Linked DNA regions of Homo sapiens: regions 1 and 3 are each linked to region 2. The links are chromatin contacts, found by Hi-C or POLR2A ChIA-PET in ENCODE. All regions are on one chromosome and are shown on one strand. Each heading gives the region's core, a stretch centred on a gene start or an enhancer-like site at or near the end of the contact. The rest is flanking DNA. Distances are from core to core; before and after follow the strand shown.

Region 1 (4,152 bases), core at 1,169-3,668, 440 kb after region 2:
TGAAGCTTGCCCATGGGAATGAGTTATATGTATAATATATATACATTTGTATGAACTCTGCACAAAATACGAGGTAAGATGGAAAATGGCTGGAAAAGTGCCAAAGAGACGTGGGAAGTTTGTAGAAAGGTGATAGTCAGGAAAGAATAAGTAGTTAAAATAAGCTAATGTGTGGCTAGAGAGGAAATAATATTTAGAGGTAGGCTAGATAAAACATCATGGCTAGAAAGAAAACAGGAAGAATATTACTGAAGAAAATTGGCCAAGAAAAAAATGCAAACTCTAAAAGGTCAGAGAGCCATTTGAAAGAAGGGGGTTGAGAGATCAAGGCCTACGCCAGTGCCTTCCAGGCAGCCGCCCTTTTGAGTAGAATTGATTTGTGGATATATTTAGGTGCCTGGTTGAAAGACAAAACACAGCACTCAGATACTTTCTCTCATCTTATTTCATCTTGACGTTGGTCATTATTGCTAAGGAGACAGGGACATGGAAAACCACTTAGGGAAAGTAAAGACAGAGATTTTAAGGTGAAAAATAATTTGGTCATAGGACCCTTTAACCTTCCTTTCTCAGGTCTCTGAGAATAAAAAAATGGTCTTTGGCATGCTAACCTTTAGCTTTGTACATTTGATTCTGCAACCTAGAGGGAGAAAGAGAGAGAGAGAGCACATGATTGGATGGTAGAAATGGGTTCCATACTTCCCCTTTGGAGAGAATTTTTTCTTTGGCCCTGCCATTCACTTCAATATTGTCCTCACCTTCTTAACTCTAAATTCCTGTACTTATGTCTCCTCAGTCTCACCTCTCATTCACCCTTTAATCCCTTCATTCTCCTAAAATTGCTCTTTGTCATTCCAGAATATGTTATTTGGAGTCTTTTACTGCATCTAGCACTTTCTGCATGCATTTTCTATCATTTGTGTATACACTTCATTTGTTGTGTATATAGTAGATTATAGGTACCCAGAGGCACAAATCCTTATCTACGGGGATGTATCATGTTCATTTCTGACTCTGTAAGGCACTTGCTCAATGTCTTATATATAGTAGGATGTCAATAAATATTTATTGCTCTGAATGGCTAAAACCACATTACCTTAAACTATTCAGGGGCATATGCCTCCTGTTTTTCCTTCTATTTCAAATATGTCACAGGAAGAAAAAAACTGCCTTATCCGGTATAATCTTCCAAGGATTTTATAAAAATTCAAAACACATACTGTATCCAACTCATGAACTCATCAACTTAGCCTGCATCCAAGGATTTTCAGGAGACTGGAAAAAAGGAAACACACTAAAATAGAATATACTTTTTTATGTTTGATGTTTTTCTTCCTTGATTTTTCTGGGAATATTTCTAGATAAAAGAGTATACTTTTCATACATAAGTGTTATATATATATGTTTTGTGTGTGTGTGTGTGTCTGTGTGTTATGAGGTATACTTCATTGAAAAACTGAAGGCCAGGGACTGCTTTTGAAAGCCACAATGTGGCCATGTGGCTCCTTAAGACTTACGACCAGTAATGGAGATGGTGAAGATAAACTCCTTCAGCTTTGGGATCATGATGCCACGGCTTTGTTCTGGCTGGCTGTCCTCTATAGATGTCTACCAGTTCCTATTAGCTGATTACAGAGGTACACATTGGCAAGGCATGTATATGCACACATGTGCAATACAGAGGTCTACCTGGATTCTGCCACCCTGGGCTTCTCATATCCTCATTACTAGAGCCTGGAAGGGCACATTGGAGATCTGGCTCTGGCTTGGATCCCTTAGGACTTCACGTCTTGGTGGCCTATCTCATCTGCAGGGAGAAGACATGGGAGGCTGTGGTGACCACCATTAGGGTCAGCTCGCAGGGTGCTTTCACTACTCTGTCAGTCAATCAGCAGTCAACTAATCTTTATTGAGCACCTACTATATGTAATGCATGAATGGCGCTGCTCTAGGCAGGGGAGATACAAATTCTTCAGATACCTGTGACTCAGCTCTGGCCTCAGAGGAGGTGGGGGGTCCCTCCTTCATCCTTCCCGTCTCATCATGGGTCACAGAGAGTCCCCAGCACTATCTTTCCTGTCTTGTTATAATAGTCTTAGAGTACCTCTTCATTTTACAGCTAAACTAGTAATGATCCTAGGATTACCAAATTTACAACAAAATTCACTCTTGTAATCTAACAGCTTGCCAAAATATGGGTGATTTTTTAGATTTTGAAGTGGAAAAAGGAGGAAGTAGAGATGGGGAGACAACTTACCATTCGTTTTGACAAAGAGGAAAATTAAAATGAAGAGATTCACCCAGGCCCACTGTTTTTTCCATGTCCTTGTGTGAAAGTGTAGAAAGGTTTGATGGGACAGAAAGAACACTCAGATTGGGTGTGCTTACTCATGCCTTCAACAACATTCTATGTGCTGGGCCCTCTGCCAGGGCTTAGAAATATAACAGTCAATAAGACAGGCACAGTGTGTCAGGACACCAGGGTTTTGATTTGACTCTTGCCAAATGAATTTTGTGACCCTGAGAAGACACTTCACTTTTCTTGCTCTCAGTGTCCACATCTGTAAGCTGAGACTGACACTGGAGGTGGCCAACATTCTCTAACTTTTTCCTAGCTCCGCCTGGAACCTCTAGGACCAGGGACACAAACTCTTATCTTGGAAATGGAGGTACTGGTGCCGGTCACTTTTCCATGAAGGGCTGGGGAGATGCCTCTGGGGTCCAGTCCCCTCTAGACAGTGAGCATCCAGATTCCTGAGGATCAAGGGGAGGTGTGATGATCTCCATTGTCCTGGGCCAGGAAATGCCAAACAGGAGTTTCACATTCAGCTCCTTCTCTGGACTACCCTGGGAAGGAGCCCACCTCCTGCTGCTCAGCCCAGCGGGTGCTCTGTGCTGACTCTCACACGGGCTGTCAGCACATTGACTGCATTCCTCTGCATTCTCCCGGCTTCAGGGTTGTCAGCCAATTAAAAGAGCAATTCTGACACTGGATGAAAAGGGAAGGGAGAGCTATGTTTGGTGCAAAGTGTGGGCAGGAGGCACTGCTGGTGCTGGAGGAGTCCAGGCTGGATGCAGAAGCTGCTCCTCCCTCCTGTGGAGGAGGACAGCCCTGCCCAGCCCACCAAGCTCATCCCTGTCCCCACAGCGGACAGCTGGCCCCAACCCCTGGAAGATCCTGCCGCTGTGGTCTGTGCAGAATTTAATTACACCTTTGGGAGGTGTTTTTTGTCCCCCTGCACATCACCAGGAAGAAACTATGACTTGCAAATTCAGGGTTCTTAACCTTTTTTTGTGCCCTTTGGCTGTCTGGTAAAGCCTATGGATCCCCTCTCAGAAGAATGTTTTTAAATGCAAAAATTTAAATACATACATAGAATTATAAAGGACATAAAGGACACCAGTCATATTAAAATCAATAAACAAAATATTTTAGTGATAAAGTGATAGAATCACAGGTACTGCTAATACTACAGTGTTTGCTGCCTATGGTGTTATTTATTGCTGCATAACACAACTTAGCAACTCAAAAATAACAAATATCACACTCAGTTTCTAAGGGTTGGGAATCTAGGAGGGGCTTAGCTGGGCGTTTTTCCTCTGAGTCTCCCATGAGGTTGAAGTCAAGTTGTTGGCCAGGACTCCAGCCATCTGAAGGCGGGAAGATTGACTTCCAACTTCCAAGCTCACTCATGTGGCTGTTGGCTGGTCTCACATTCTCACTGGCTCTTGGCTGGATGCCTTAGTTCCTTGTCACATGTCAAGACATGGCAGCTGGCTTCCCTTAGAGTGAGTGATGGAGAAAAAGAACAAGAGTCCCAGTCAGAAGCTGCACCCTTTCATAACCTAATCTCGGAAGTAACAGCCATCACTCCTCCTGTGCCGTATGTCACAGGACCAATGTGGGGCTCCAAGGGAGGGACTGCACGGGTGTGTGAACATCAGGAGGGGGGTCCCTGGAGCCACATGGGAAGCCAACTATCACACCTACATTCATGACAGAGGGACAGGCTAAATTTTCATTATAGCTTAGTAAAAATAGAGACATAAATTTTTTTCTCATCCAGTTTCCTGGAACCTGAGATCTAGCCACAGACCCCAAGTTAAGAATCCCTGATAGATTGAAAGCATTTTTGTTTCCAGGCAATTTCT
Region 2 (4,447 bases), core at 599-3,098:
GACTTAATTCCAAACAATCTTAAGAAGGCGGTACTATTGATAGCCCATTTTACAAATGAGAAACAGGCACAGAGAAGTTAAGAAGCCACATAGCAAAAACAAAAGAGCAGGGGTTTGAACCCAGGTAGCTTGAGGCCAAAGCCTATGCTGTCTGTATGCCTCATGACCTTTGTGCTAAGTGACCTTGGCAAGTCTTTAAACAGATTTCTGTAGCTAGCTTAATTGGAGAAATAGCCTAACACTACTGCCCTCTGAAAAAACCAAGTTATATGTTTTTGGATTTTAGCAAAAATCTGGTAAGCTGACATATTCATCTTTGAGAATATTGTTTCAGATAAGAAAGACAACATAAAATTAGCCACAAACATATGTTAACTAATAATGCCCAGCACTATTCATGAGAGCTGTGTGGCTATAATGACGGGAAGGGACATTTCTCCAGATGCTAGTTACAAGAGAGGAGAATTAAGATATTTTGTGAAAATAGCCATGGGCACACTTTAAGTAAATTCTTCAGGAAGATGGTAATAAGGAATAAAATATATTGGAATAGAATTCTTTTACCATCTAAGAAGCTAAAACATTGATTTCAGGGGAGCATAACTCCTAGAAGTTACAAAGGATGAGATTCTGGCTCTTTGATGATAGTTTTATGAAGCTTTCCCGATACAACGTTTCAAATGAAATAGGAAAGTATTGTCCTGGTATAATTGTTTAAAAATGAAAAGCAATTTAAAACAGCATATGCAAGGCAGATATTTACCAACAAGAAATCTAAATGCAGGTTCTCCTTCAGATCCTAGAATCTTAATCTTGTGGAAGATGGGGAAAGTTACTCCGTAGTTTTTTCTTGCAAAAGATTCTACTTCCTTGCTTGGGCGGGGCTCCGATTCTCCAAACTGATTGCAGGGAAAAGCCAACACGCTGAAGTGGGATGGTCCAAACTCTTTGTGCAGTTCCTTCAGCCCTAAGTAATTTCTGTCTGTGAGTTGGCAGTCACTGGCCACGTTTACAACTAGTGAAACCTCCCGGAAAAAGAAAAAAATCCAACCGGAAAGTGAAGCAAAAGATTTTAAAAAATTCTGCAAGTAGTTAAAATCCTAAACAATTTGGGGGGGACTATAACCTCTGATTGATGTTTTTTTCATATTTTTGGACATACACAGTTCTATTGAAAACTGTAACCTAGATGCCTGGGTTAAGGCCCTGAAATAGTACTGCCATTAAAAAAGCATTAGATACTCATGAAAGTTTATTTTTAAATTAAAGATAAAACTATGATCCTTGATAAGTTCTTTTTAAAGTTATTAGATTATAGAACCAATACTTTTATTAATAAATGTCATCATGTTCACATTACTAACTATAAGTATTTTCCAAACAACTTTACATGTCAATTCAGCACAAAATTAAAGCATTTTAAAGAAAACGAGATAATCGGAATTTATTATTTAGAAGCAAACTATCAGAACTGTAATAACTAAAGTGATGTACTAATACCATTACTCTGAAGACTAAATTCCAACTTATGACCATGTAACAGCAAAAAATTGATTTTATTAAGAGGAATAAACAGAGACAAGGAAAAATGATAACAATAAAAATCAGATGATGCAACTTACTTTGCCTTTATACTTTTCCAGAGAAACAGTTCTTCCTTTTGCATCCTTCACTTCAAAGGCATAAAAGCTGTTGATTTTAGGTTTGAGGAATTTTAGTTGTAGAAGAAATAGCGTTACTGTGCATAGAACTATAGACAGCAAAACTGCAAATACCTTTGCTCTGGGCCCGGAACATTTTAGCGGGTAAGCTGCAAGAGGCTCCATGTTGGAGGATTCTAGAGGGAAGTCTCAGCAGCCTGGAATTCAAGGAGGAGCTGAAACTTGAAACCGGCTTAGTTTAACGGAAAACCAGGAAGGACAGGCTGACTGCTTTCACTGCTAAGGAACAGAAAGACCACTTCTCAGAGGGGAAATGAAGCGAAACTCCTGAATGAAGCAAGGAGCTCTACAGAATTTCAAAGTATTTGTGATGTAATTATAATTTTTGCTAGAAAAATCAGGACATTTTTGGTAGGTCTTTGACATTCTCCCTACAAAGAAAATATTTCGCCAGAAGATGGTGCTCTTGTAACTCGAAAGCTACGGAGGGCTCATTCCCCATGCTAAGCTGTGTATTTATTGAGCAACTGTTTGGATGCAGAGGATGGAGTACGATGCTCAGCAATAGTTTAGAATGTAGATTAAATGTGACCTACTCATATGGTGTATACCCTGAAGGACGTTACTATTACATGTATGGGTTAAACATGCTATATGAGTTCAGGAAATTTATAGTGGAAAGAGCAGGGAAATATCTGAAAAAGGCTATTTACCCTGATTCATCTAGCTAAGGCAATCAAATACCAAGTGAATACAGTCAAAATAAATATGTTAAAAACAGTGAAGGTGTTAAAAGAAACCCTTCTCTATCATAGAGCAAACTATAGTCCAGTGTTTTTCAAATTTCTACTCATGACCCCCAGTCAGCAGTGCACTTTACAACATAACTGGGTACAAACAACACACAACTGAGAAACAACACTTCTCCTTTGAACTGTGATGCACCCCCACCTGTTGCATTTTTAAACAACCCAGTTCTGACCTATCAAAATGATTTCATCATTCACCGATGCACTACAACCTGTAGATGGAAAAAACTGAGGCCGGGCATGGTGGCTCACGCCTGTAATCCCAGCACTTTGGGAGGCCTAGATGGGAGGATCACTTGAGCCCATGAGTTCAAGACCAACTTGGGCAAGAAAGCGATACCCCTGTCTCTAAAAAAGAATTTTAATTAGCTGGTTGTGGTGGTGCATGGCTGTGGTCCCAGTTATACAGGTGGCAAAGGTGGGAGGATCGCTTGATCCCAGGAGGTTGAGGCTGCAGTGAGTCGTGTTTGTAGACTGCAGCCTGGGTGACAGAGTGAGACTATCTTAAAATCAGAACAAAAGAAGAAGAGGGAAAAAAGCAAAAATTGAACTCGATAATAAAGTAGTAATTTAACAGTTAAATAAGGCAATTCTACCAAAAAAAATCCCTGAAAACAAACAAACCCTGCAAAACCCACCTCTACTTGGGCACGTCATCTAATTGCTTCGTTTTTTCTCTTTATTTCCCTCCCCTGGCTGTTGCCTGGCACAGGGGGCCTAACTTTGCTGTTGCTAACGGTCATGAATTTTAGGGGTAGGTATGGGGAGGCAATTGAGGGCTGTATATCCTAAAAGCCATTCACTTTCAATTCTGCTCTGTTTAAGACTCATGGCAAGATCTGGATGAAGGGGCATTATGCCATTTGATCATGATGTGTTTCCAGAAAGTGCAGGGAATGAGCTGAGATGTTTGTGGAGTGCCCTTCCTGTCACTGTTAGCTTGTGGAGCTTCAGAGAGGGTGCTCAGGGTGCTGCCTGCTCTTCTGGTTCCCGCTCTGTGGCATGTGTGTTTTCGGGTGGCTGAGCAAAGCCCATAGCCTACTGTGTAAAACTTGTGAGAGGAACCGCTCGACTCCTACTCTCATGGCTCAGTAAGAATGGATACAGTAGAAAAAGCAATGATTATGCAGAAAGTATTCCCTTTTAAACATAATTCCTAGTAAAGAACAAAAATGTATGTAAGATGTGTTGTATCACTTCCTGATAATTTTACTTTGGTGTTCTCTGGCTGAATTGTTTAAAAAGTCAAAGTCCCTGTGTTTATATGACATGAACACTGCTATGTTGCTTAAGCTCTCTGGCCTTGCTCTCTAAGTGGGATCTGGGACCTTCCACAGTACCATCACCTGGGCATTTGTTAGAAACACAGCATTTTGGGCCCCACCCCAGACTTCCCGAGTCAGAATCTGTACTTTTACAGGATCTCCTCATGACACATACACACGTTTAAGTTTGAGAACCTTTAGACCTCAAACTTTTTTTGGTTTCAGAGCAACAAGAGTCTTTGGTTTGTCTTTGTTTTCCATAGTGGATGTGTTCATGTCTCTATGAATACACGAGATATTTTAACTCCTCAGGCTGTACAAGCAAATGGCTTAGGAACATGCATTTTAAAATTAATTCATAGAATACCTGCTGTAATTTGAGCCGTGTAAACCCAAGTCATTATAACTGTGTTTTGAGGTGGAAAGAGAGTGATTTATCTTTGGCAGGGATGTTGACTGACCACCGCTTAGGCAGGGCCCCCTAGGGTGATATTATTTTGATAAAATCACTGTGATAGTTTCTAGTCCATTGTATTATAAGTACAGAAACTCTTATCAAGTGATCCAGAGATGAATGGATTTGAAAATGCCAAAATTATGCTGTTACAAACTTGCTTGTGATTGCTGAATAAGCCAGTTTTTACACCAGAAATAAAACATTATGCAGGCCTGATGTTGAGGTTGGTTTCACCACAAAATTCCATATTATATG
Region 3 (4,188 bases), core at 325-2,824, 420 kb after region 2:
CAGCTGACAACGGGACTGGTAGGCGAGGTCAGGAAGCAGTAGCACCAAAGCAAGTGAGTGAAGTGCCAAAGACAGACCCTGGGCTGCCTCACAGTGACAAAGACTCTGACCTTGAGCAAACTCTAGTCAGGCTCTTCTGAGCCCTCTTCTCAGCCAGGCCTCAGCCTTGCTCTAAAACACTTGCACAATCGCTAATAAGGTTTCCAATACCTCAAGGCCACATCCCCAGGATGCTCCTACCCCCTTAAGGATGCCTGCCTGAGAAAACTCAAGGCTGCCCAGGGGGATTTACTGCTTGCTCTAGCCCACACCTGGAACTAGCCTGACCACTCTTTCGTAGAGCACTTACTAAGAAGGGCAATTTTGAGTTCTCTGTAACCTTTGAGATGTATATGTATCTCCTACAACCCAGGAGTGTGTTTCTCAAGGCCCTGAAAGCTATTCCTTTGAATGTAATCATCAGGAAGGGTAAGGACCTCTGTCTCCCAGTCTCAGAGAGGATAGAATCCTAACTTTCCTAACTGCCAGCTAGCAGGCACAGCTGGTCTGATTGCATTTATACTGAACAGCCCTTCGTAATTTTTCACTTCCCTGACCCTACTGGTTCTGTTTGCCCTCCTTCCTATTCCCTCATTCTTCCCTAAAAATGCCTAGTCTGGCCAGGCATGGTGGCTCACACCTGTAATCTCAGCACTTTGGGAGGCCCAGGCGGATGGATCACCTGAAGTCAGGAGTTCGAGACCAGCCTGGCCAACATGGCAAAACCCATCTCTACTAAAAATACAAAAAATTAGCCGGGTGTGATGGCAGGTACCTGTAATCCCAGCTACTCAGGAGGCTGAGGCAGGAGAATCACTTGAGCCTGGGAGGTGGAGGTTGCAGTTAGCCGAGATTGTGCCATTGCACTCCAGCCTGGGTGACAAGAGCAAAACTCCGTCTCCAAAAAAAAAAAAAAAAAAAAAGTCCAGTCACCTCTGCACAAATTGAAGCTGAGTTCAGTTTACATTGGACTCTTCCCTATTGCAATAGTTATTACTGGTTAATGTCTGTCCTTACCACTTTAGTGTCTGGCTTTGTTTCGCTTGGACAGAATCAGATGAGAAACCACCAAACTCACTGGGCTGAATTATTTCAGCTTATGGACAGCCACAGACAGTGTGAGTACCTGTTCACACAAATCCTGAGGCCCAGCACACACTGGGCCATTCACAAAGCTCATTCAACCCCCCACGGCCCTGACACCACCAGTTTTACCTCTCTGTAGAACAAGAAACTGCTGACTCACTGAAAACAGAGCGCATTTATAAACAGGAAGCTGAGTATGTGACCACAGACATTCAGCATCTGATAGCAATTGCTGAATGTGGCAAAAAAAGAAAAAAGTTTGAACAAAAAAAAAATCTGTGTCACTAAATAAGAACTCTCTAGCTCATGGAAATACAATCCTGCTATTTGATCATTTCATAAATACTTAAATAAGGGGAGTTCTCATTTGGCCAAACCTAGGCACGCTTCAAATATTTACTGAGGCCTTCGAAGGGTGTGGTTTTCCCTTTTTTTCTTTCCATTCCCTCCCAAGCAGAGCAAAAAGGCTCCTTGGTGAGGCCTTCCTGGCCTATACAGAAGAGATTTGTTTTCTCTTTGAGCTCTGATAGCCTGACCGTCCCACATCAGACCTCTGTGCTGGTGCAGAGGAGGGCTCTGCCAGGAGGGCTCCCAGAGAGATGCACAAACACTGGCGGGTTAACACTCCGACATGCAGCTCTTCCTACAAAGCATTGACTGGATGGTACTGAAGCTAAAAAATGGAGACTCACTTGTATCAACCATAGTAAAGAGCCTGTAAGAGGACGCAGTTCCCCCTGCTTTCAGCAGCAATGAAGAGGCTCATTTTCCTTGGAGTTTCTTTGTTGTTGGGGGGTTGGTTTCTAGCAAACTGACCCAAGAAGGCTAATGGCCGAGGAAAAAACCAGGTGATTATTTTCTAAAAGATTATCTTCTGGGAGTCGGTGCCATTGCTGCCTTTGTCATCAGGGTAAAGGTATCCCAGTGATGTATGGAATCTTTCCACTTCTCTTCCGGGGAATTGGGCATGGATAACAATAGCACAGTGCCGGGAACATAGTAAATTCCTAATAAAGAGTAGCTAAGTGTTTTTTATGCAGAGTTTTGTCTAATCTTCACAATAACCTTAGGAGGTAAGTATTGGCAATCTGATTGGGTAAATCAATACTGAAGTCTCTACAGGAGCAGCATATTTGGGAGTATGGTCCAGGTATGCCTGGTTTCAGAATGCAGCCATTTGCCTAACTTATTGCTGACATTTTCAAGCAGGATGTGTCCTTTATATTTATACTGAATTAATTGGACATACTGATATTCAAATATACCTACAAAGTAGAAAATCTTATTTGGTAATTCATCATCAGCTTCTCACAGAGCAGCAGATAGCACTTGTTTTTCTATTATGTACCAAGAAAATTCTGTGTTGGAATTTACAAGTAGCAGTGGTTGTGTCAAAATGCCTCAGACAACATATTAATGATGCTCATAGTAACTAACTTTTATGGAGTGTTTCTTGTGTGCTGGATGGGATGTGTAAGTGCCATGATATTCAACATAGCCTCAACACAACCCCTGTGCTGTCATTGTCATTAGCTCCAATTTACAGATGAGGAATCTTGAGGCTCCAAAAGACTGTTTATAAGCAGGCTGACTCTGGAGCCCCTGCTCTTACCCATTATGCTGCTCTGTAAAAAGGGCTTTAGCTAGAACACTCCTTTTTATTTCTGTAAAGAGGAGACTGCTGTTTCTTCTGTTTTATTGGAGTCTGGAGAAAAATCTCCTTGAGCAAGGATGATTACTATGGCTTAGATTGAAGCTTCCAGAAGTAGACCTTGACAAGGGCTATGTGCACGTGAATTGTGAAGGAAGTGCTCCCATAGGAAGTCCAGGAAAGAGCAGGAAAAACAGGACAGGAGCCGGGAGCAAACCAAACAAAGGTGTGATGTCAGGCAAAGTCCTGAGGAGGGAGGCCTGTGCCTGATTCTACAGGGGAACTCCAGGGTAAAAATTCTGTCTGAGTTCGTCCAGATGCAAAAGTCAGCGAGGCTTTGAAGTTCTCTAGGGAAGGGCTGCCCAGAGGGCATGTAAATTCTCAGGCACTTCCAACTTTCCAGCCACAGGTGCCAGTGGACCTAAGGTTATCTTAAAAGAGAGTTGCAAGTTTGAGCCTTGGAAGCAAGCCACAGAAACCCGGAAGGGTGCACGGAGCTGGAAAAGAATTGATATGGGTTGCGTGTGGGTGGAGCACCCCCAGGGGCTGCTGCATCTAGTAATCATAAGTCAGGAATTCGTTTTGCTGAATCAGAGCAAACTCCATCTAGCAGAAGCAACACCAAAGTGTCTCTTTCCTGTAGGTAAAGCCTAAAGATCAACAATTTGGGGCTGTATGGTGATTTATTTCAGGGGTGGACAAAACATGCCCCATGCCAAATCTGGCCCCAGGGTCTTTGTATAGCTTTGGAGCTAGGAATTATTATTCCTTTTTTAAATGGCTGAAAATGATGAGAGATTCTACTGTTTCCTTGCATAGAATTTTAAAAAAAGAAAATTATAAGGGATTCAAATTTCAATGTCCATAAATAAAGTTTTATCGAAAAACAAATTGGAACATTAGAAACTCATTTATTCTATATTTTCCATGGATATTTTCACTCTCAAATGGCAGAATTGACTAGTGGTGACAGAGACCTGTAGGGTCTACGAAACTGAAGATTCGGCCCTTTAGAGAAAAAGTTTGCTGGCCCTTGTTCTGCAGGATCAGGAAGCGGGGCTTCTTTATTTTGCGGTGCCACATCCTCAACACGTGCTTTCAGCTCATGGCCCAATATAGTTACTGAAGCGCCAGCCACCATGTCTGCCTTCAAGCCAGTGCAAAACAGAACAAAGAATTCACTTCCTCCCTTTAGGAAAACTTCTAAGAATCACATTCCTCACTTCTGCTATATCAGGCCAGAACTTAGTCTCCTTATCATACCTGTAAAACCTTACTCCAAAAGCTATGAGGCCAGCAAAAATTTGGAATTCCTTTGTTCAGGAAAAGTATATAAGGAGACAATTTCTAGCTCTGCCTCACCTAGTTAAGAGTTTCAAAACAAGGAAGAATGGTATGTAATAATATAGGCA

What was found. Hi-C counts contacts between places; a loop is a spot of excess contacts on that map. ChIA-PET counts read pairs that join two places held with the same protein, here RNA polymerase II (POLR2A). Pooled maps may share reads with other maps.
Region 1: a map of A673 shows a loop between it and region 2 (4-fold over the local background). The contact joins the enhancer-like site here to the promoter of GPX8 in region 2. A Hi-C loop is called at or near these places in 2 of 168 maps with a recorded cell type or tissue (A673 and aorta). POLR2A ChIA-PET finds 5 or more read pairs at or near these places in 1 of 52 experiments (activated T-cell).
Region 3: a map of IMR-90 shows a loop between it and region 2 (10-fold over the local background). The contact joins the promoter of LINC02998 here to the promoter of GPX8 in region 2. A Hi-C loop is called at or near these places in 1 of 168 maps with a recorded cell type or tissue (IMR-90) and 3 of 50 pooled maps. POLR2A ChIA-PET finds 5 or more read pairs at or near these places in 3 of 52 experiments (BJ, MCF 10A and RWPE1).

What each region holds. Positions count from the first base shown.
Region 1 is chr5:54,718,382-54,722,533 of GRCh38, reverse strand. All of the region lies in intron 1 of LINC02998 (long intergenic non-protein coding RNA 2998), which reads left to right. The region is part of intron 2 of LOC105378969 (a long non-coding RNA gene); the gene reads right to left. Among named protein-coding and RNA genes, the nearest start is that of LINC02998, 24 kb to the left of the region's middle. Within about 2 kb of position 2,418, at least 7 of the 41 ENCODE cell types and tissues checked have a DNase peak (open chromatin) inside an H3K27ac peak, as active enhancers do; they include A673, where a contact is called at or near this core.
Region 2 is chr5:55,157,572-55,162,018 of GRCh38, reverse strand. GPX8 (glutathione peroxidase 8 (putative)) reads right to left here and starts at 1,848. Exons shown (of 3, transcript NM_001008397.4): 1 at 1,623-1,848; 2 at 764-1,025. The coding sequence starts at 1,826. All of the region lies in intron 2 of CDC20B (cell division cycle 20B), which reads left to right.
Region 3 is chr5:54,741,644-54,745,831 of GRCh38, reverse strand. It overlaps LINC02998 (long intergenic non-protein coding RNA 2998), which reads left to right and starts at 1,574. Exons shown (of 3, transcript NR_104658.1): 1 at 1,574-1,973. RefSeq lists a cis regulatory region at 1,275-1,285 and an enhancer at 1,208-1,352.